3 separate regions of the Homo sapiens genome follow, and all the other regions are linked to region 1. A link is a loop called in an ENCODE intact Hi-C map of the cell type or tissue named here. Cell type or tissue: heart left ventricle. All regions are shown on one strand. Links, peaks and the distances in the headings refer to the core of each region. The heading gives the core; the rest is flanking DNA.

Region 1 (7,893 bases), core at 1,600-6,599:
GTGGCAGGAAGAACTCTAGGCCTGAAGGTGAAATTGGGGAGGGAGTCCCAGCTCTGCCACTGTCTCTCTGGGTGACCTCAGGCAGGTCTCCTCAAAAAAATAAGATACTTTATAAAGCTCAGTTTCCTCTTCAGTAAAATGAGGATTCCAGGTAACTCACAGATAGTTTGTGGGGATGAATCTGTTCCTTAAAGCCTGCAGTACATCAATAACCCAGTCTTCCTGCTTGCTTTCCCCCCTCTCCACTACCAGTGATCATAGTCTGATCCCATAGGTGATATCCCAGCTCAAAACCCTACATTAGCTTCTGTGGCTGTTTAAGGCCTGCCCAGAACTCCCCTGGTCTTAGCACTGAAAGCACGTGTCCGGGGAAGCCCTGCATTGGTCGTTCATACTACTGAGTCCCGCAGGGCAAACCGTCCGGTCCCACCCTCCTTTCTAGTGCTGCTGTCACACTCACCTCCCTTCACCCTACACTCCCTTCTGTGCCTTGCAATTACCTAGGGAGTTTTTTACAAGATATGGATGCCCTGGCCCTGCCACTAGAGATTCTGATTTAATTGCTTGGGGTAGGGCCTGGCATAGGTATCTTTTAAAGCTCCGCAGTGGTTCTAAAGCACAGCCACAGATGGGAACCACTGATCTATTCTTGTAGGTCCCCAGATACCTCATGTGCTGTTCCCTGTGCCTGAGCTGACCTTTCCCCCACTTTCCTCTCCTCGGCTAATTCCTGCTTATCCTCCTACTCAGGAGGCTCTTCCTCCAGGCAGCCTTCCCTGATCCCTCCAGGAAGACTTAGCTGCGTCCCTCCGCTGGGCTTCCCCAATACACTGGGCTTGCTTTCATTAGAACCTGATCCTTCCACATTATGGTTGTTGGTTTGCTCCAATCCTCTCCCTCATTAGCTCTCAACTTTCTTTCAGGAAGAGATGTTTATCTTTCCTTCTTGTATTCCTAGAGTCGACCAGGCTCTGGCACATTGCAGATTCTCAGTATGCATTCAGGGAACAACTTAATCAAGACAAGACCATCTGACTTCTTGTGAGTTACATGCTAAGAAAGAAATGTCGACACCAATAGCCCTCACAATGATAGGAACAGGAGGTTAAAGAAAAGGAAATAGATGCAAATAGCAATATAAGTGCTTTAACAAATCTATACAGGAGGACAACCATCATATTCAAATTTTCAAACATTCTTAGTTCTGCTCTTTTGTGGGTAATGGTTTTTTTTTTTCCTCTTCCAGGAGAAGAAAAGAGGCATATTATAGAAATTCCTCCTCCCCCAGCATTACTTGTCACAGAATTGTAATTGGAAGTGATTTCCCTGACTAAGTTATTTTGGCTGTCTGTTATTTTCTCTCTTCCTCCTTGCTCTTCCCTCAGCTGGCCATCCTGTGTGTTTGGAGAGAGCCAGAAAGGTTCAAGGCTAGGAATGTTTCTCTCTCTCTTTAAAGCTCTTTAATCGTCAGGCTTTCTGATCTTCAAAGCAGGCTGTAGCCAGTGTGACCCCACTCCCTCGCCTCCCCATGCTGGAGAGTAAAAGCCTGGAGTATTTTTGTCATTTTGAAGACTTGCATATTTGGACAGCCTTGGACATCTGGAAAGTGTGGTCCTCACTAGCTCTGCAGGGATAAGAGCACGTCAGCACTTCCAAGCTCTCTGGCGCCCCTACATCTGGACACGTTGAAAAATTAACACCAGACTCTGGAGTTAAGCAAACATTAAGTTTATAGGCCTCCTTGCATTTGACCATTTCCTGGGACAGCAGCCCTTATCCTGTGACTTTCTGTGTGTAGAGTTGAGTCTTTGCAGTTGGTCCTCCTCACACTCTCTCAACTTTGTGACTCTCTGCAGTGCTTGGTCCTGGATAAGTTTGAAAGCTACAATGATGAAACTCAGCTCACCCAACGTGCCCTCTCTCTACTGGAGGAAAACATGTTCTGGGCCGGAGTGGTATTCCCTGACATGTATCCCTGGACCAGCTCTCTACCACCCCACGTGAAGTATAAGATCCGAATGGACATAGACGTGGTGGAGAAAACCAATAAGATTAAAGACAGGTGATGTTTCAGGAAGGGCTCGCTGCATTTCTCCAAAGTCAGTGGGAAATTACATTTGGTAGAGAGAAAGGGATTGAGACTGGACTCATAAATCAATAAAATTAAGTTAAATAAGAAAAAATAAGATATTTTATAAAGCTCAACAAAGAGTCCTTGAATGAAAGCAATTACAGAGTCACATTGTGGCTAATATTCAAAACTGAGATTTAAACTGAGGACTAGGAAATAGAATTGGATCCTTTTGAAGCGTTTAGGAGAAAGATTTTAAGAGAATGAGTTCCGAGTCACCCTGTGGTCGGGAGGTGTGAGTGAGCTATCCAAGCCCGTTCCCATCCTTTGTCCCTCTGTGTCTTCTCAGGTATTGGGATTCTGGTCCCAGAGCTGATCCCGTGGAAGATTTCCGGTACATCTGGGGCGGGTTTGCCTATCTGCAGGACATGGTTGAACAGGGGATCACAAGGAGCCAGGTGCAGGCGGAGGCTCCAGTTGGAATCTACCTCCAGCAGATGCCCTACCCCTGCTTCGTGGACGATTCGTGAGTCTGAAGTTCGCGATCCTCCTCCATGACACGCTAATGGGGGTGCTGGAGTGGGCTGGGGTGGGCTGGGGGTGCCCTCAAGGCTTCCATGTCTTTAGAGAGAGCCCCAGGGACCAGAGCCAAATTGGAGAGCATGGAGCTCTGACTGAGGAACCTGCTTCTCCCAAGCTCCAGGCAGGCACAGATGAGTCAGTGCAGTGGTGGGAAAGGGAAAAGAGTTGATGTTGTAGCTGGAAAAGGGAAGGGGAAAATTAAAGCAAGGAAAGTGAGGCTGGGGGAGGGGACAAATTCCCCACTATGTAGTATGTTTGGTATGTGGAAGGGTTCTGGTCAGAATGTTTGCCCAATGATTGCCACATCAGCATTCATTTTGGACTCTGTATGGCCAGTAGGTCTGGTTCCTGGGAGCCCTGGAATAATGCAGCCCCTTCCCTAACTAACATTTCCATGATGTATGCTCAATGACAAGGCAGAGGAATGTGTTGGATGAGCTCAGGACCTGCCTCCCTGGACACTCCCATCCCAGGCCTGTATATCTGTTGACCAGGAATAAGCCAAGCAAGCAGCCTACTGTTTGACTGAATATGGATTTGGGGGGTGGTAGAGAAAGGGCCGGGGTGGAGGGTTGGGAGGCTCATTTGTCATTATAGATGGGGTCAGACACACTACCAAAACAGCAGCAGAGATCTACAATTGAGTTCACCTAAAACTCAGTGTGGACACAGGAAACCCTCTTTTAATAACTGTCCAATGGGTTTTCCAGCCTCAGCTCTACAGAAAACTTGAGATAACAGTGGCCAGTCTGCAGTTAGTTTGGGTTCGGACAATAGGCAGAGCTGGGAAATGGAGCCAGGGGCGAAAGCCCAGGTCCACTTTAGGATCAGGACGGGAGTGGCTGGTGGGGAAGTGAGGTGGGTGTGGGGAGGCAATAGGGAGCTGGGTCATTTGGTATGGGAGAGTCCTCTGGTGGCTAGTCCCAGAAGTGCATGCTTTACGAACATATGCTTCTCTCCCTAGGGCCACCTTGAGTGAAACCCTCCCATGCTGGAATTGGGCCCTTTCAGTGACAACACACAACAGTTTTCAATAGATAATAATCCCAAGGGCTTTACTAGCACATGAAACACAGGGAAAACGTGTAAAGTTCACAAGAAAGTCGTTCCAGTGTATCAAATCTATCCTGTTTGCCAGGTGGATATACCAGGGTCTCCTCCACCTGTGCATGGCTGGTGGTGGGTCCAGTGGCTGTTGGATAACTGATGTATTGATGGATCATTCGCCTTCTGAAAGTGCCAAACTGATTAGTTATTTTGTGTGTCTTTTTGTGTAACTAGGGTTTGACCTTCCAGGGCAGACTGTGCTGGGGCGGCTGACCCCTTGGGGAGCCAAGTTATTGCTCTTACCACCACCACTTGCCCTTGTCAGTCCTCCACCCTCTTGGGTTTCAGTGTCAGCATGTAGCTGTCTACTCAGATCCCATCCACATCATCAAGTCTGCAGTTTTTTCCTTGCAAGGCCTTACAGGGAAGATCTTTGACATAGAGGATATAATTTTATTGACACATTTTACTTGCAGAGCATTCACCCGGGCTAACCAGAAAGCCAGCACTCTGCTATAAACAAAAAATAATGCTTCAGGGCTAACATGGAATGTGTTAAAAGATTCCAGCCCATTAAATGTCCAGGGGAGGTTTTCCTGTTTTCCTTTCCCTCCATCTGGGCTTTGTTCTCAACACATTCATTCAACAAACATTTATTCTGCCTCTACCAGGTACAGAGCACTCTACTATTCTGCTTCTCTCCTTTTGCTTTAGTTTCATGATCATCCTGAACCGCTGTTTCCCTATCTTCATGGTGCTGGCATGGATCTACTCTGTCTCCATGACTGTGAAGAGCATCGTCTTGGAGAAGGAGTTGCGACTGAAGGAGACCTTGAAAAATCAGGGTGTCTCCAATGCAGTGATTTGGTGTACCTGGTTCCTGGACAGCTTCTCCATCATGTCGATGAGCATCTTCCTCCTGACGATATTCATCATGGTAAGCCAAATGGAGAAGGCCCAGAAAATCTTGAATACTTTGGTTCCTTTCCCCTTTCCTCCTGTTCATGTGCCTGGATTAGTCATGTGGCCACCAAGGAGAGCGTGACATCTAGCTTCCCAGCCCTTCCTTTTAGCCAACGTGGGAGACACTCAAAGAGACGAAATCTCCTGAAGGAGCCACTGTATCACAGCATCCTCCCATCTCCCACTTCCTGCCCAGGGGTCCATGGTCCACACAGACTTCCCAGTCCCATTCCGTGACCATCTGGAGAAGCTGCTATTAGCAGAGCCCTGCACAGGGTGATAGTGTAATTAAAGTGGTCTTCTCTTTCCAAACACAGAAAAAATCAGTTCAGGGAGTGTTTTCCTGGGCTTACAATTTTAACTACTGGCTAGAGTTGAAATGGGGAAAGCCTTTTGCCTTTTCAGTAGCAGTAGGGGAGGAGATCTGGATTATTTACTTATCATCATCATGGTCACCTCCTACATGGCTTCACCAAAAAACATTCTGCTGCCTGAAAAAGCTCCAACACCTCTCTCTCTTTTAAAGGATGGAATTTGGAGTCCATCCTTCCTCAGTGATAAGGAGTTTTTATAGCCACAGGCAGCATCTATTGGTCTGTCCTCTGCAAACTTGCAACTCCTCTGAGAGCTAGACTTGGAAATGAAACATTATTTTGCAATGCGCTGCTATCCTTCATTTTTAGCTCCTCCACCGTAGATGATAGTTTGTACTTGTTAAATGATAAGGATATAAATTTAGGTCATTTTTTATATTTTATTGGGTGGAATTTGGTATAATTTTTAGACTTCAGGCTTTACAGGCTCCTGAGATGGACTGATTGAGCTTGTTCTACTTCTTCCCCATCATGATAGGAAGTGCTGTACCACACTAGGCAGTGTGTGTAGTGACCACAGACTGGCTGAGTGTCTCCCATCCCATGCTGGCCCATATCTGGTACCCACCTGATCCACAAATGTTCCATCAGATCCTGTTCAAACAACACATCTCCAGTTAAGCCAAATCTTGCCCTTTCTCCTTACGGTAAAATGTACTAAATCTGAAGGTTTTGTCTTTTTAATGTTGCTCCATGATCCAGTGATCTGTGGCCTTGGTTATGCTCTGTGCTAGAGTCCTAACAAGACAAATGCTAAGGTAGAGGTCATTCTGCTCAAACAACCTGACCCCACCTGGATGTGGGCTTACATTTGCAAAGGGCACCAAAGTTCTAAGAGATGAGGGGAGGAGCTGAGCCCCTTGTCCTTATCTAGGTTTCCCTTGTTCTTTCCCATCCCTCAGTCTGCTTCTTTTCCCAGTACCAACATGTTTGTGTCCTCAGAATTAAAGGAGTAAAAATGTGTAAACATCTGACTAGCAACAGCCATGAGATTTTGCCTGGCTTGTTGATAAGCAGCATTGAGATCTGCCCTCCTAAGAATGGGCCATTAGGTCTTCAAAGCTTTTACGATGTGAGGTAAAGAATGTTCACCAGGAGTTTCATGCACAAAAGGGTTTCTCTTTGTGGGAACTAGAACATTGTTCCAGTGATGACGGAAACAGGGCTTTCCATACCAAAACAGGGTTTTCCTTTGAATGACTCTCCCACCTTTCCCTTGTCTCTTCCTCCCCACCTCAACAACACAGGAAAGAAGCTGGAAGCAGGGACAATGGGAAGGTCCCTTTGTTACTCGAGCTATTAGAAACAAAAAGAAAAGTGGCCATCTGAGGAAGCCACAGCTGGTGAAACTGTAGGGTCACAGAGTGAATTACACCTCTGGCTTAAGTCAGTGAAAAGTCCTAGAAGTTTGTGGTCCTAGAAGTCCTAAAAGTTTATGGGACTTTGTTTTGAGCAAGGATAAGAAATTGATTTCAGGCTGGGCGTGGTGGCTCACGCCTGTAACCCTAATACTTTGGGAGACAGAGGCAGGTGGATCACTTCAGGTCAGGAGTTCCAGAGCAGTCTGGCCAACATGGCGAAACCCTGCCTCTCCTAAAAATACAAAAATTAGCCAGGTGCGGTGGCACATGCCTGTAGTCCCGGCTACTCAGGAGACTGAGCAAGGAGAATCCCTTGAACCCAGGAGGTGGAGGTCTCAGTGAGCTGATATCATATCACTGCACTCTAGCCTGGGCAACAGAGCAAGACTCTGTCTAAAAAAATAAATAAATAAAAAAGAAATTGATTTCATTCTTCTGAGAACTGCAACAACTACCTTAAAGTGATTCCATCCAAAACCCACATGTTCAGCCATGGACTTGCTTTTATGGAGCTGCGTGTGGGTGACACACAAAATCAGGAGCTCTGAGTCCTAATTTAGACTTTTATTTAGATTTCCTCAAATTTGGGTTCCAGTTAAGCGTGGGTCTCTTCTGTGCCCCGCTCCCCTTTGCCATTTGTTTTATCTGTTCTTCAGTCTGTTCTGTCAGTACCCACAGGCAGGAGAGCAGAAAGGAGAAATGGCAGCCACAGCAGACAAATGGCACATTCGTTCCACTCAGCTCTCGCATGCCCATCACAGATACAGCTCATTGGTCTCTTTTCTATGAGAGGAAGCCAGAGCTCCAGGGAACTACTGCCAACTGATCAGAACTCATTTAGGACATGGACCTATTTGTTCCTTTATGTTCCTGGGAAGAGCACAGGATGAATTCTATGTACTCATTTACGTGTTCAGAGAGTAAAGTGCCTCATAGGATGCCTCCAGCAAAAGATAACCAAGAAGGTCTAATACCTTTGACAATCTCAGTTTATCCTATAGTGTAATTGGATAGCAGTTCCCCTAGCAAAAGTTGCTAGTTTGGTCCTATTTTCTACATAGCCAAAGTGATTGATTCATTGGTTAATGTGAAAGTTACTGAGTACTGCCAGCAGGTTCTAGGAAATATATTTGTGTGATATTCATGGATGGGGAGGATCAATCCACTTCCAAGTGATTTGGATTAATTACTGGTATTTTCACCTGTGTGGGTAGCAAACCTCAGAAAATCAAGTATAGATGACGGCATAGGACAGGCCAGGCCCCAGGCAAAATGTTGAAGCTCCTCTGGAGTTCCCTCCCATCTCCCTCTTTTGTTTTCCATATACCTGGTTTATCCAGGGCCCTGGAGATGCTCCAAGACCCCCTACCCAGGTCTTCCTCCCTTGTCCCAGCTATATTTCTCCATATTACCACTCTTCTCACCGAGGATTTGCTTACTTAACACATAATAAATACTATTAAAAGAGAAACTTAGGCACATTAAAATGTTAGAG
Region 2 (7,893 bases), core at 1,960-6,959, 400 kb before region 1:
GGAAACACTAAGTATTTTTTAAGTAAATGAACAAACACATAATTTGACTTGGGTTATCTTTTACCTAACTTAGAATCTATTTGTTGCTTATAAAGATAATGCATAAATATGAGACAAATTAGCATTTCATACATATAGGAGGAAGGTGATTGAAAAAGTACCTTTCAATTAGTGTCCCATTTTGAATCATCCAAACATCACAATATGTTCGAGACACCAGCATAACAGCAATAAGTACCAAGTAACCTGTCTAAAATAAACCAGGTATAGTAAATTAAATACATGCATTTTAGAAAGTTCAAAGAAATATTACCTTGGTAACAATTTTTGGTTTCCAAATCTAAAGCTTTATGTAAGTTTCAATATAGTTGGCTGACATTTTTTCTATAAGTAATTTTAAATATAGTTTAAAGGGAACGCAAGAATATTATATAAATGAAAAAAGCCTCATAGATTCATTTAATCTTTCTCATTCAGAATTCAAAAGTGAATCCTAGGCAGGTCAAAGGACTTGCCTTCATATACCTAGTCAAGGACAGAAGCTGGGAATGTAACTTAGATTACCTAGATCATAGTGTATTGTTGATTTTCTTATATTTTGACATATAACTTTAACAAAGAAAAATGACAGTAACTGCACATATACAGTTATACAACTAACCAAAATTGAAGCCTAAAATTTTGCCTAGGTAGAATAAATTTGGTTTAATTTGTTAGAAAAATTTATAATAGTGTCCATGCCCTCATAGGGCTTTCAATTTAGTTATGAAGGGAAGAGTTACACATAAAAAGTAGCAGACAAATTTAGGCAAACATATTTGTATCATTTCATGTCCTAAGCTGTGGGATGGGAAGGTTTGGGGTAGCAAAAGACAGTTATGGCATTAGAAATATGATAAACAGTAAAACAAAAAAGAGAATGAGGATTAAAGGTAAAAAAGATGAAGGATTTAATGGGGGAAAAAAGGGATTAAAATCATATGAACTATGGTACTGTACTGAGTTTACACACATAAAATTCTCGCAAGCTTCTCAGTAGAACAAAAAGTGATGTTAAAAAGTGATGTTTAAAGAATATTACTTAAGCAATGCTGTGCAAGACAGATTACGAAGCAGGGAAAGTCAAGATGCTGGGTGACTGGCTGGGAATCAGTTATCTTTCTGTGAGATGAGAATCCTGCCACCCCAACCCCAAGTACACATATTTAAAGCTGATCTTAAATTTTCTAAATTGGAACAATAAGACAGTGACATAGAAGTTAAAGTAAGGGAAGAAGGCCTGCAGAGGGTGGGAAGCTGGCCAAATTAGCCCCTTCTACCTCCCTTACTAATTCCCAGGGACTCATCCAATGTTTCAAATTTGTTTTACATTCATTGAACCCCTGCAATAGTTAAAATGAACATTAAGCTGTTAACTGATTGGAAGGTAACATATGCATCTTTCCAGAGAAGCTTGTATTTTAAATAAGGATTCTTCAAAGGCAGGACAATTAGTTATGCCTGAAGAGTCACTGGAAATATTCACAAAAAAGATAAGCATTAAGCAATTTTTAAAAACATATTTGTTTTTGTTGTGGGGACGTACAGGATGTCACAGACATGATGTTGTAAACAAATGAAAGGCTGAGGACATAGGGCCAGATCGTAAAACAATGATCTCCTAAGCAGATGGTATTAAAAGGAAGGCCAAAGTCAGGTTGTGATTTACCCTATAAGGAAAATGAAGTTACATGTTTTGATTAGGATTTTAAGAAAGAATACAAATTGGAAAAGGAAAAGAAGCAAAAAGACCAATTAAGATATAATAATCCAGGTAAGATATAGTGAGAACAGTAGGAATGTAAAGGGAGAGAATAATTTATAAGAAACTTTAGGATACTTAGAAAGAACATTTATAATATAAGGGAAGGAGCAGATCTTAAAAGTGTGTGATCCCATTTTTAAATTAAAATATATGCTTGCACACAGGATGACTATATATCAAAACGAGTAAGAGGCTGATAGGTGCCAAAAAATAAATCTAGCTGCATTTTCTAATTTTCTTCAAGGAACATGTATTACCTCTGTCTAATTAGGAAAAAACAAGTGTCATTACTTTTTTTAAAAAAAGAATTTCTCAAGGGCAGAATCATCAGGAGATGATGCCAAAGTGAGGGAAAGAGCAAATCCAGCATGATGAAGGAATGTACGTTTTCTTTGGGAACTGCAATGCTTTTGTAACAGTTAAGTATAGGAAAAATTAGCAGATCCCAGTGACCAAAAAGGGTGACAAGGGGAAGAGGAAGAGCTGAAGGTAATGATACTTCTAGTTACAGAATGAGAGAATGCTGAGGAAGATGGAGAATACGGCATTATTTTAATAATCATTAAAAATGTTTATCAAATAATGAAGATAATCTTGATAAAAAAGCAAAGGAACGAATTATACAACTATTCGTATAAGCAGCTCACTTCCTGAATGAAATAACTGATGAATCCAGATATCATTTTGCATATCTTAAAAATATTTAATCAAATATACTCCACACTAATGTGACTTGTTAACATCTCAATGTAATAAAAGGGTTTGTCTTTTGAAATTTAATCTAGTGTTTATCAACAGTATTTAACTATAACAAAGCAACACCATTTAGGGTAGCTGTATGGCAGTACCCTAGCATTTCACATAAAATAAAATGAAATAATACTTCAGAAACAAGAGAAAACTATTTAAAAACTGGCACTGAACAAGGTTTTTTGTATGACAGGTGATGATTTAAAGACAAAAATTTAGTAATCTTCTTGACCTACAGAGAAAACATTTGACCTATAGTATAACCAAAGTGTTATGATTTTACTGTTCTAATCTTACATAACCTTGAAAGTTGAACACTTAATAATTTAATTTGGGTATCTGTCTCCACCCAAATCTCATGTTGAAATGTAATCCCCAGTGTTGGAGGTGGGGCCTGGTGGGAGGTGTTTGGGTCATGGAGGCAGATCCCTCATGGCATGGTGCTGTCCTCCAGACAGTGAGTGAGTTCTCATGTATCTGGTTGTTTAAAAGTATGTGGCACCTCCTTGGCCCTTTGCTCCCTCTCTCACCATGTGAGACACTGGCTTCCCCCTTCACCTTCAGCTGTGATTGCCAGCTTCCTGAGGCCTCCCCGGAAGTGGAGGAGATGCTGTGCCATGCTTGTACAGCCTGCAGATCCAGGAGCCAATTAAATCTCTTTTCTTTATAAATTACCCAGCCTCAGGTATTTTATTAAAGAACGGCCCAATATACTTAAGATTATAATTTCATAAGACTTACCTCTTTACAAAATGTTCTAGGGACCATGATTTTCAGAATCTGTATGAGCCTTGAGAAAAACACCTTGTCCACCACAGCTCGCTCCTTTTTCCCCTCTTTCTGCATTAAAAAAAAGAAGCCCTTTTAAGATAGCTATAACAAACATATCATAAAATTAAAGAACCATGTTTCATCTAAGTCAACATAAACAGCTATCAAGATAAAAACTGAATTTACAAAACACAGACTTGCATACTTACACTGCTCCTCATATTCAAACATGTTTTTGAGAAAACAATGTTATCTAAAAACTGAATAAGGAAGTGAGTTCTGGAACCACACAATTATCTGGGTGAAGAAAACTGCAAGCAGAAGAAATAGCAACTGCAAAATACCAAGGTGAACACCTGCAACGTGCTTGAGGAAGAACAAAATGGCCAACCTGGCTGGAGCTGTGAGGAAGGTACCATCACAGAGGACGAGGTCAGAGAGACAGCTGAAAAAAGGTCAAGGGTTTACTGAGTTTTGTATTAGCCACTTCCTGATTAACACCATATTTAAAAAAAAAAAATCCTGAACAGAATTTTGCCTGATATTAAATAGAGGAAACTTTTGGATTCCTAGATTTACCATTTAACATTTCCAATATACAGTCTGTCAATTCACTCTCTCTTCCTCATAAAATTCAAAGACAGACAAGGTTCTTTCACTTATGCAGCTCACATTCTAGCGGGAGAAACATAGACAAAAAATAAACCAATAAATAAATTATTACAGACAGACTAGACAGGGTCATGAGGGGAAAAAAAAGAACAGTTCACACAGGATGGTCTGAAAAGTCTCTTGACATTTAAGCTTAGACATAAATAAAAAAAAGCCATGTGATTATTTAAAGTGGGTAGCAGAGGGGAGGGAGTGAAGCACAAGGAACAACGAGCACAAAAATACAGTGTTGGAAATAAAATCGGTGTGCACATTTCACAGCAAGATGGCAGTATTGCTGTAGCAAAGGGAACAAGAATGAGAGAAGTTTAAAAGGTAGGCAGGGCTTATAAAGGACAGAGCCTTGAAGCCACAGTAAAGATTGAGAGCTTACTGTGAGTGTAGAGGGATTTAAAAGAAGATAATCTTACCTCTCTCAAGAGTTTTTTCATTTTCACTAGCTCCATGAAAATGGAAGTACTAAACCATTTGCAAAGATAAGGAAACACGTGACGAGACTTACTACTCTTGGACTGTTTGGAAGGACAGGGGAAACTTCTTGGAAAAGGCAAGACACTCCAGAAAAACCCCAATTCCCTGACTAACCCTTTCCCCAACTCCATTATCACAGCTCACTTATCTGGCTAACTACTGTGCTCCTGACAAACAAATACCTGTTTGTATTAGTAGAGTAACGCTATTAGTTAGCTATAATGTAAATGTGCTTTGATTAAATAAATATCTAACTTGATGAGCCTTAAGTGAACTGTTTGGGTACTGAATTAGAATAATAATAACTACCAACTATGTGTCAGACACTGTGCTAAGGCTTTATAGACATAATCCTAAGAAATAAGCACTGAGTGCAGTGCAGAACTGTAGGCCAAAAAAGGAAGTCTGAAGGCACTGTGTTTATAGGGTTAGACTAGAAAGACTACAATAGGAGGAACTGGAAAAGAATCCACCTACCCTGCAACTGCTGGAACAGAGACTCAGCATTTCAGGTCTTTCAGACAAAGTTGCAAACCTCATCCTACTGAGTTACAGGCTCAGTCTACTTAATTCATACATGCTTACATTCATTCATTCAACAAACAACTACTTGATCCAAACCCTATTCCAAATGATAAGCACACAACAGCAAACAAAACAGACAAAAAGCCCCACTCACAGTCCAGTTAGTTGAACTAGCCTATTCTCCTCAAGCTAAACCTTACACATTCAACCTAATCTGTTTGTATTTTCCCCAAACCCAGAAAACATAGGAAGAAAAGAGTAAAGAAAAGGTGATACATATTAACTACCTTTTTAAAAAAAGAAGTTAAACTACTTGTTCTTCCTCCTATCGCCATCACCACTCCCTCCTCACTTCACCTTGCCTTACCTGTAGGCAACACCCTTCTCTATTGCTAGCTGGAACTTTAAGTGGCACAATCCTGAGGTGAAATGGACATCTGAGTTAAACAGAGGACCACCTGTTTCTAGCTACTCTAAAGAAATGATCTAAGACAAACAATGAGGAAAGTTAGAAAAAAAGAATTACAAGAGAGTAACGTTGAAACACTTTAAAATATTAGTTGCTAACTTGTATAAAATTCCTCCTCATTTTCTTCTGTTCCTATTGTCACTTTCCCTATCCTTAAACTGACTGAAACCTGATGGATTTTCATTACGTTTCAATCCATGAAAGGAACTAACTATATTCTTCCAAATTATCATTGTTTTCTGCAAAGGATCACCTGGACTGGGAGGCTGGCTCAGAAGGGCTGAATTCAAAGAGATGTCAGGAATCTTGATCACAGCAAAACTCTACCTGAAACCAATCTAAATAAGAGTAACTATAGAGGCAGTACATAATATTACTAGCCTTTCCTAAGAATTCATTTTAAATTCACAATGAACTTTTCCCACTTCCAAACTTTCCCAGTAATTTTTTTAAATACAAAAAAAGACCACTTTTCCCACTTCTAAACTTCCCAATAATTTTTTTAAATATAAAAAAAAGACCACTGTGGTGATATAAGTTTAACATGAACATTATAGAAAAAGCAAACAAATCATTAAAAGCTATTTGAGAAGTCGAAGTAATAATGCAACAAAGGAAAAAAGAAAACCTAAAATTCAAAAGGTAACAAAGGTCAAAGTACAATGAGAAGTTCCTATTGATACGTCAATCACCGTAGGTGAGACTGACTGAAAAAGATGTTTGAAATAGCAGTAAAATAAGAGGCCATGTAGTGCTGACAGAGTATAAGTATTCCTATACATTGTAGGGAAAAGTGAAAACTGGTACAACTATTATGTATCATTTATCAAAATGTAAAATGTACACTGACTGTAAAATGTAAAATAACCCAGTAAATTTACTTTCAGGAACTTACCCTACAAATATACCTGCACATATGCTTAGCCACACAAATAAAAACATCGTACTCGTTTATAATACCATAAAATTAAAAACAACCTGATGTACACCAATATTACATAAATCATAGCAAAATTATTCAATGAAAACTCTATACAACTGTAAAAAAGAAAGCAGCTCACATACACAGAAACAGAATATGAAAGAGCAGGTCTACAGCTTTAAACATGAAGTGACCTAAAAATTAGTATGCTGGAAAAAATTAGAATGATACATGCAATTCATTTTACACATGAATTTATGAAACTTTTAAATATGTAAAGTAATTCTAACTATATTGTTTATGGATACACACACATACACACACATGCCAAAATACAAAAATATGCATGGGAATGCTAAATACTGAACCCAGCACAGTACTTATCTTTATACATTTTGAATTTCATTATATTGTTCTCCAACTTTCTAATTAAATTCTTTTTTCCTCCTTAAAATTCACGTCTTATGAAAATTGCCTCTCCCCACCCTATCTCCATCACAAAGGATATAAAAAATTTCTACCAAAAAAATACGTTAAGTTGCTTTCCTCAAAAGTAACATATTCACTGTAGAAAAATTAGAAAATTCTGACGAGCAAAAATAAGAAAATTAAACCTACTGCCTTTGTTACATATCCTACTAGATTTCATTTTAGCACACGTGTGTACTTCCTATACATTTAACAAATGTGCTATCAGTGTGCATATTGTGTCCTTTTTATTGCCAATCACTTAATATAACCTAAATTTATCTTTCTCACACTATGCAACCAGCAAATAAGTATATGCTAAAATATTGTACAGAAAAATAAGAAAAAAATGAGTAAAATGAATCTAGCTGTCCTAGAACTTGCAGATATCCAATATGCAAATAAGAGATATGACTAAGTTCAGATAACTAACATTTGATTACTCAGATAGAACTTAGACATGAGAGATCACGGAGCTGGAGATATGCCAGAGAAGTGGACATAAGCACATCTTATCACATTTTTCAAAGACTAGGAAGGAAATATTACAGAGACTAAAGAACAACAATCTTGATGTCAATCACCAGGATATTCAGAGAACAGACACTGACATGGAGGGTTGGGGAAGACTTGAGAGACACTAATCACTAGAAGCCAGCATCAGTTTACTGAAAGTACGTCATGTTAAATTGTTCTAATTTTCTTATTTGTTAAGGATACCATAACTAGCATACTAGCTGATATGCAGAATGTAAGCTCCATGAGGGTGGAAACTTATTACTTACTGAAAGACTGACTTACTAAGTGAATTAATAAATTAATAAAGGAATTAGATGTTTCTTATAAAATTATTGTGGTCTCAATGGAGAAATAAGAACCAGATTTTGCTATAGTTGGATGTAGTCACAGCTGAATAACCAGAAACAAAGATTAAGAGATGTCACAGAGCAATCTCCTTGGTCCTTACATAGTCAATACTATCAGCAGTTCTGTGAAAGAAAGGAAAGGCAAATTAAATTTGTAGATAATTCTTCTACTTAA
Region 3 (7,893 bases), core at 926-5,925, 110 kb before region 1:
AGTATAAGGACTTGGGAGGATATACCATATACTGAGATGGGAGCAGTTTTTAGGGGTATTTTTTCTTTCTGCTGGTAAAACTATAGTAGTTCCTTCTACTTAACTTGAAATTTATTCCAATACTGTGAAACTGTGAAACTCTATTTGGCATGTGGTCAATATTTTAATCAAATAAATATAACCTTTTCCTAGACTTTTTCCCCCTAGTATTTTTGTGCAGCTCATTTTCCCTCCACCCTCTCTATTCCATAGTAAACTACAGTCAAGGAACTCTAATAGGAAAATCTCATACAACTTTATGTGTTCTACTTTGCAGGGTAGTAGATCATGCAGAAGAAAACAAGATGAACTCCAAAAACTTGGGGGTGATATTTGGACCAAGTCTCATTAGGCCAAGGCCCACAACTGCTCCTATCACCATCTCCTCCCTTGCAGAGTATTCAAATCAAGCACGCTTGGTAGAGTTTCTCATTACTTACTCACAGAAGATCTTCGATGGGTCCCTACAACCACAAGATGTTATGTGTAGCATAGGTGTTGTTGATCAAGGCTGTTTTCCAAAGCCTCTGTTATCACCAGAAGAAAGAGACATTGAACGTTCCATGAAGTCACTATTTTTTTCTTCAAAGGAAGTGAGTTTGACCTTTATAGAATTATATTAGAACTTTGTAATATTTATGTTAATAAGTTAAAGATCTTTGAACTGTTTATTTTGAGGTTATGTTTTACTTCTTCCATTTTAAAAATTATCTTGCATCAACAGGATATCCATACTTCAGAGAGTGAAAGCAAAATTTTTGAACGAGCTACATCATTTGAGGAATCAGAACGCAAGCAAAATGCGTTAGGAAAATGTGATGCATGTCTCAGTGGTGAGTAGCCATGTAAAAAAAAAATATGTTTGCTGGCTTAAAATTTTACCAGTAGAACCGTGATTAAAACCAAGGTGAGGGGCAATGAGGGAAGCCAGAGAATGAAGCTTTATTAGTTAACAAATCTTGGCTAGCCATTGAGAAAGTTGCCTTTTAGTGTATCTTGCATTTAAATGAATGTCATTCTTCATAAAAGTCTTTCTTATAATAAGACATCTTGGAGTTTATAATGTTTTTTGTGTTCCTTCTGAATTTTGTTTTTGTTTTTGAGTTTTGCCATCAGCTAAAATCAAGGTAGAAATGTGTTGAGCAATGTGATATTCGTTAGTATCTTCCAGTTCCGTAGTTCAGTGCATTGAGCTAACTGCTCATACAGAGTCAACTAGACTCCTGAAATTCAAAAACTTTAGAGTCCTACTTTTTTTTTGACATGCTTTTTACCTGTGGCCTACATTTAACCTATTAAACACAGAGATGTGTATGTCTTTTTTCTTTCCTTGACTGCGATCATTTTATTCACTTATTTTCTCTTTATAATATTAGTTGCTGTCATTGCTAGTTGTTAAGCTGGTGGAAAAGCTTCCATTTGTATTGTCATTTCTACATTGTTATAGCTAAATTCCAGTTTTTTACATTGCAGCCATATATGTTAAATTTAATGTGTAATCAAGTATCAGTGATCATAGGGTCTAAAAAGGAAAGGAGGGCCGGGCATGGTGGCTCACGCCTGTAATCCCAGCACTTTGAGAGGCCAAGGCGGGCAGATCACCTGAGGTCAGGAGTTTGAGACCAGCTTGGCCAACATGGTGAAACCCCGCCTACTAAAAGTACAAAAAATTAGCCAGGTGTGGTGGTGGGCGCCTGTAATCCCAGCTACTCGGGAGGCTAAGGCAGGAGAATCACTTGAACCCGAGAAGCAGAGGTTGCAGTGAGGCGAGAACGTGCCATTGCACTCCAGCCAGGGTGACAAGAGAAACTCCATCTCAAAGAAAAAAAAAAGGAATGGAACTAACATTCACCAGGTACCTGCCTGTTCTGTGCTAAGCACTGTGCTTATTTGTTTGATTCTATTTGATCTTCATAATAGTTCTGTGCTATAAAGTAAATAGCATTATCCTCATTCAACCCATAACTAACCGTCTGAAAGAGACTAAGTAATGCCAAAGGTTGTTCTCTTAATACATTTGAACCCAGTTCTGATTACTAAACCTAACCTTTGTGGCTATCCCATGAAGCTCTTAGGAACAGTAATAATAATAAATGTCACTTTCCAGTGTTTATTACATACAAGATAATTTTAAGCACTTTTCCTAGTAGATCATTTAGATCACACAGCAACATAGATACACATAGGAGTCTTATTTCGCAGATGAAGACACATAGGACAGTGATATTGCCTAGCCCAGTGCAGAAGTGGCAGGCAGGGCTGAGCCAGGACCCAGGCAACTGTGCTTCAGAGTCTGTGCTCTTCTCCATTATGCTCTAAGTTTTTCCCTCAGAAATTTAAGAATATATGTTGGTGCCTAGAGTCCAATTGCAAGGAACCAGGTCCCTTAGAATGCTCTATAAATGTGTGGAGGACCTGGGAAAGCAAATCAAAAGAGCCTTGGGCCAGGTGTGGTGGCTCACACCTGTAATCCTGGCACTTTGGGAGTCTGAGGTGTGCGGATCTTGAAGCCAGGAGTTCAGGACCAGCCTGGCCAACATGGTGAAACCCTGTCTCTATTAAAAATACAAAAATTATCTGGGCATGGTAGCAGGCACCTGTAATCTCAGCTACTCAGGAGGGTGAGGCAAGAGAATCACCTGAACCCAGGAGGCAGAGGTTGCAGTGAGCCAAGATAATGCCACTGCACTCCAGCCTGGGTGACAGAGTGAGACTCTGTCTCAAAAAACAAAAACAAAACAAAACAATAAAAGAGCCTTGGAACCCAGGGAAGAGAGGCCAGCAGTCCCAGGTGTGGAAGAAGTTCAGATGAGACGATGACCAAAAAGTGACTCTGGTGGGCACCTGTCTGCAAACCACTGCCTAAGAGATGTGGGTGAAGGACTGGGTGGCAGAGAAAGGATTGCATGCTGTGCTTGGGGCCGACTGTAGCTTAAAGTCAGGATGGCGTCAAGGCACAGAGTTGGTGGATGTGTTTCAGCAGTGAACAGAAAAGCAGGAGAATGGAGGGCTGGAACATTCCTGGAATTGGAATTTTTTAGGATAGATGCAGGAACTGAGGCTTCTAAGTGAGAAAACATGGACTGTGGGTTCGGACTATAGAAAGAAAATCCGGGAGCAGGTGGGGAAAATGGCACTTTTTAACTTAAAAGCATTCAGCCTTCATTTGACAGAATGGATTTTATGCTTTATTAGTTGATCAGATATGGAGAGCATCTAAGGCATCTAATATCATATGCTCTCACTGGGTTGAGTGTAACTGAAAAGCAGATTGAGTGAGTTGGCAAAATCCTTGGGATTCAGGGCACACTTACATCTGGTTGGTGTGTAAATTAGTGTCACTTTTCTGAGGTTAATTTTCCAATGTCTGCCTATTGAAATTGTGATAGTCTTTTGACCCAGAAAGTACTTGTTCATGCACAGCACTTAAAAAGAAGTTACTCAGCAAGTGTTTTTTTTGTGTTTTGTAGCTGTTCATGTTGATTTAAATGAGTAAAAAATTTGAACTTTTAAATTCAATATACACCTTTAATACTGTGCAAATGTTTAACTCCTCCACATAGGTAACTGAGAATATTATTTTGGAAAAAATATGTAAGACTCATATTGTCTTGATAGAGTGTTCATCTCTAACTCATTCAAACTCTCTTATTAACCATGTGCCACAAACTTAAATAGATTTCTTTCATTTTCAGACAAAGCACAGTTGCTTCTAGACCAAGAGGCTGAATCAGCATCCCAAAAGATAGAAGATGGTAAAACCCCTAAGCCACTTTCTCTGAAATCTGATAGGTCAACAAACAATGTGGAGAGGCATACTCCAAGGACCAAGATTAGACCTGTAAGTTTGCCTGTAGATAGACTACTTCTTGCAAGTCCTCCTAATGAGAGAAATGGCAGAAATATGGGAAATGTAAATTTAGACAAGTTTTGCAAGAATCCTGCCTTTGAAGGAGTTAATAGAAAAGACGCTGCTACTACTGTTTGTTCCAAATTTAATGGCTTTGACCAGCAAACTCTACAGAAAATTCAGGACAAACAGTATGAACAAAACAGCCTAACTGCCAAGACTACAATGATCATGCCCAGTGCACTCCAGGAAAAAGGAGTGACAACAAGCCTCCAGATTAGTGGGGACCATTCTATCAATGCCACTCAACCCAGTAAGCCATATGCAGAGCCAGTCAGGTCAGTGAGAGAGGCATCTGAGAGACGGTCTTCAGATTCCTACCCTCTCGCTCCTGTCAGAGCACCCAGAACACTGCAGCCTCAACATTGGACAACATTTTATAAACCACATGCTCCCATCATCAGTATCAGGGGGAATGAGGAGAAGCCAGCTTCACCCTCAGCAGCAGTGCCTCCTGGCACAGATCACGATCCCCACGGTCTCGTGGTGAAGTCAATGCCAGACCCAGACAAAGCATCAGCTTGTCCTGGGCAAGCAACTGGTCAACCTAAAGAAGACTCTGAGGAGCTTGGCTTGCCTGATGTGAATCCAATGTGTCAGAGACCAAGGCTAAAACGAATGCAACAGTTTGAAGACCTCGAAGGTGAAATTCCACAATTTGTGTAGGGATGTCAAATTTCAGGGTTTTTTTGTTGTTGTTGTGTTATTTTGTGGTATTGTGCTTGTTTTGTGAAAGAATGTTTTGACAGGGCCTCTTTTGTATAGGACTGCCAAATCATGGGTTTTGCCTTTTGTTGTTGTATTTATCCTCTGTTGGTAATACTGAATGGTAGAATGTTTTGATAGGGTCACATTTGTGCCTCACTGGAATTATCTTTAAATTCTGTATTTTTAAAGTTGTGAATAAGATAGGTGGATTCGTATTTTTTAAAGTTCAGTTGACTTTCCCCACCAAATGGTCCATTTGAATGCATCCCTAATATATGATATAGTCTCAACTAATAGGTGCAATTTGGGAAAATCAGGTTTATTTTTTGGAGTGGAACTGTTATAAGTGCTTATTTATAAAAGGAATGTTTCTGAATGCAAGTGCCTAAAAAGATCTTTGTTGGTATGCATATGTTTTGTCACACAATTTTATAGTGCATCTTTCACCATTTGTGCTTTTTTAAGATACGTATGTAAGCTCTTATTTTTCAATTGGCAATTCAGTTAATTTTTAAATGTTTACATAATGGCCAGAAGGCTTGCAAATCTGTATTTAATTGCATTTTAATTAATTGCCAGTTTTTACATGTGATAGTCAGTTGTACAAAGAAAATGCACTTAAACCTGTTTCTAAATTATATATTCAGTTATATTATATTTGGCTTTAGATGGTTTTAATACATTTGATAGTTTTTCACCCCTTGGCTTTATTTTATATAAACTTTTGTTTTTCAGCAGTTCTGAACTTTTTAGTATTTTATAAATGGTCCAAAAAATGCCTGTTTCAGAAGTTTTTGAATTCAGTGCATTTCCTCTTGATTTGTCTGGGTTAAAACCATTCCTTTTGTATGAAATGTTTTGACTTAGGAATCATTTTATGTACTTGTTCTACCTGGATTGTCAACAACTGAAAGTACATATTTCATCCAAATCAAGCTAAAATTTATTTAAGTTGATTCTGAGAGTACAGGTCAGTAAGCCTCATTATTTGGAATTTGAGAGAAGGTATAGGTGATCGGATCTGTTTCATTTATAAAAGGTCCAGTTTTTAGGACTAGTACATTCCTGTTATTTTCTGGGTTTTATCATTTTGCCTAAAATAGGATATAAAAGGGACAAAAAATAAGTAGACTGTTTTTATGTGTGAATTATATTTCTACTAAATGTTTTTGTATGACTGTGTTATACTTGATAATATATATATATATATATATCAACTTGTTAAATTATTTCATGTTCCCGTGGCTTCTTTTCAGTTGTTGCCTATTACAGTATGAGAGTTTAAGGTTATTAACCATTGGCTTAGAAGTCAACACCTAGGATCATACATCCGTTGACTACAATGTGGAATGAATTTTATGGAAACCTGTTTTATAGTTCTATGTGATGTAAAGGTCTAGGGAGCAATAACCAGCCCTTTTTTTTCTGAAGGCTTGTTTTTAGTCCTCATTGTACAAAATATAAAATAATCATATTGCTATGAATACCTAAAAAGAAAATTAGAGCCCATGTGTATTGAGCCTTCTCTGTGTGCCAGGAACTTTGCCAAGGTGCTACATAGATTATTTTATTTCAAGTTCACAGCAACCTATAATGGGTGGGTAAGCATGTTATTATTTCTGTGTTACAGATAAGGAAACTAAGGCTTAGTTAAATGACTTGCTTCAGTGTTCCACAGGTGTAACAGGTGGAGTCAAATCTCAAACATAGGGCTGTCAGATTTTGATGGTTAGTGCTCTTAATGACTGTGATTACTAAATAATATCTGGTAGTTTTTAACAATAGAAAATGCAACTTTAAAAAATTTTTATTGTGGTAAAATACACATAACATTTACCATTTTTAAGTATATTGTTTGAACCATTTTTAAGCATATAGTTCAGTGGCATTAAGTATATTCACATTGTTTTGCAACCATGAGCACCTATTCATCTCCAGAACATTATCATCATCCTATACTAAAACTTAGAAAATGTACTTTTAAACTTCTTCAGTTCTCTTTTAATATATGGAGCCCACCCAAAGGTTATATCATGTAATAAACTCATTTCTCTGTTTTCCCTCACAGCTTAAAAATGAGAATTTCACTTTTGGGTCCTTTCTGCCTTTAGGGCTCCCTGGCACTTTGTCCAGCGTAGAGCCTTAAGCCTCTAGATGCTTTCTAGTTTCCTGGGGCCCTGAGGCAAGTATCTCTTGAGAAGAGGTTGCTATTTCTAGAGGATCCACAGTGTGCACTGTGTTGTGCTATCTAATAGTGTGGTGGAAATCATTTATCCAGAAGTTGTTTTTTGCAACATGGAAAGATACGTGACCAAAAGGAAAGGGCAACAGCAGGAGCCCTGTTAGTGCTGCCAGAACACCAGGAAGCCTTGTGGGAGGCGTATTGTCCAAGATGATGCGTATTGTCCAAACGACTCAGAAGAAGTCATTTCTGAAGGGTTGATCATAACTTCCCTAGCCATGTTTTACCTACAGAGAACTTAGTTAGAATTTATGAGTACAGTATGTTAAATTACTTTTAGTGTACCTTAGGCAGTGTATTTGTTTTGATACAGAGACAAAGACTATATGATCCCTGAGACTTGTTGCCTAGTGAACTCACAAGCAGATAGAATTGTACCTCAGTTATTTGGGTGATTTAAAGATGGTACTATGGCTACACTATTCCCAGCTATCGTTGTGTTACAGTATTTATACAACTGGAAACATCTCTCTAAATGACAACCATTGTATATTGTTAAATAACTTATAGTCAGTGGAATTCTGTGGGTTTTTCTTTCCTACAGGCAGGAAATTATGGTGATGTGTTGATATGATTATATATGTAGACTATTCAGTTAACATCTAGGAGTTAGCAAATTTGCTACATTCACAATCAGTATGTAAGTCAGTTGTATTCCTAGATATCAGCAACTAACAGAAATGGAAGTTTTTAGAAAGATCTCTTCAATATCATTAAAAAATACAAAATACTCTACCTAAGAATAAGTCTAACAAAAGATGTACAAGATCTTGATGGAGAAAATGTTAGACCATGTCAGGAAGCATTTAAGGAGATCTTAAATAAATGTAGTACTCCATAATGTACACGAATTAGAAGACTCAGTCGTGTAAAGATGTTCATTTACATTTGTAGATTCAATGTAATCCCAACCAAAATATTTTTTGCATTATTACCTCTATCTACTGTGTGTTTCCTTAAGACAAGGGCATTCCTACGTAACCATAGTACAACC

The links. Hi-C counts contacts between places; a loop is a spot of excess contacts. Peaks named below come from ENCODE experiments on the same cell type or tissue, not always from the same donor. Only the 100,000 strongest peaks of a DNase experiment are listed, where the experiment ranks them.
Region 2: it touches region 1 in a loop (5-fold over the local background); 30 of 110 quality-filtered maps call a loop at or near these places.
Region 3: a loop joins it to region 1, with 2.5 times the contacts of the local background. A loop is called at or near these places in 20 of 110 quality-filtered maps.

What each region holds. Positions count from the first base shown.
Region 1 is chr1:94,057,281-94,065,173 of GRCh38, reverse strand. It overlaps ABCA4 (ATP binding cassette subfamily A member 4), which reads left to right. Exons shown (of 50, transcript NM_000350.3): 12 at 1,857-2,062; 13 at 2,421-2,597; 14 at 4,415-4,637. Among named protein-coding and RNA genes, the nearest start is that of ABCA4, 60 kb to the left of the region's middle. In heart left ventricle, for the core only: CTCF peaks have their summits at 1,683 and 3,571 (motif pointing left); a DNase peak (open chromatin) is centred at 3,503; H3K27ac peaks cover 4,231 bases.
Region 2 is chr1:94,460,276-94,468,168 of GRCh38, reverse strand. It overlaps ABCD3 (ATP binding cassette subfamily D member 3), which reads right to left. Exons shown (of 23, transcript NM_002858.4): 3 at 3,296-3,394; 4 at 162-250. Among named protein-coding and RNA genes, the nearest start is that of ABCD3, 46 kb to the right of the region's middle. In heart left ventricle, for the core only: a CTCF peak has its summit at 4,243; no DNase peak of the experiment used is centred there.
Region 3 is chr1:94,170,591-94,178,483 of GRCh38, reverse strand. ARHGAP29 (Rho GTPase activating protein 29) reads left to right here. Exons shown (of 23, transcript NM_004815.4): 21 at 317-632; 22 at 764-872; 23 at 3,735-7,893. The coding sequence ends at 4,615. Among named protein-coding and RNA genes, the nearest start is that of ABCA4, 53 kb to the right of the region's middle. In heart left ventricle, for the core only: no CTCF peak of the experiment used is centred there; no DNase peak of the experiment used is centred there.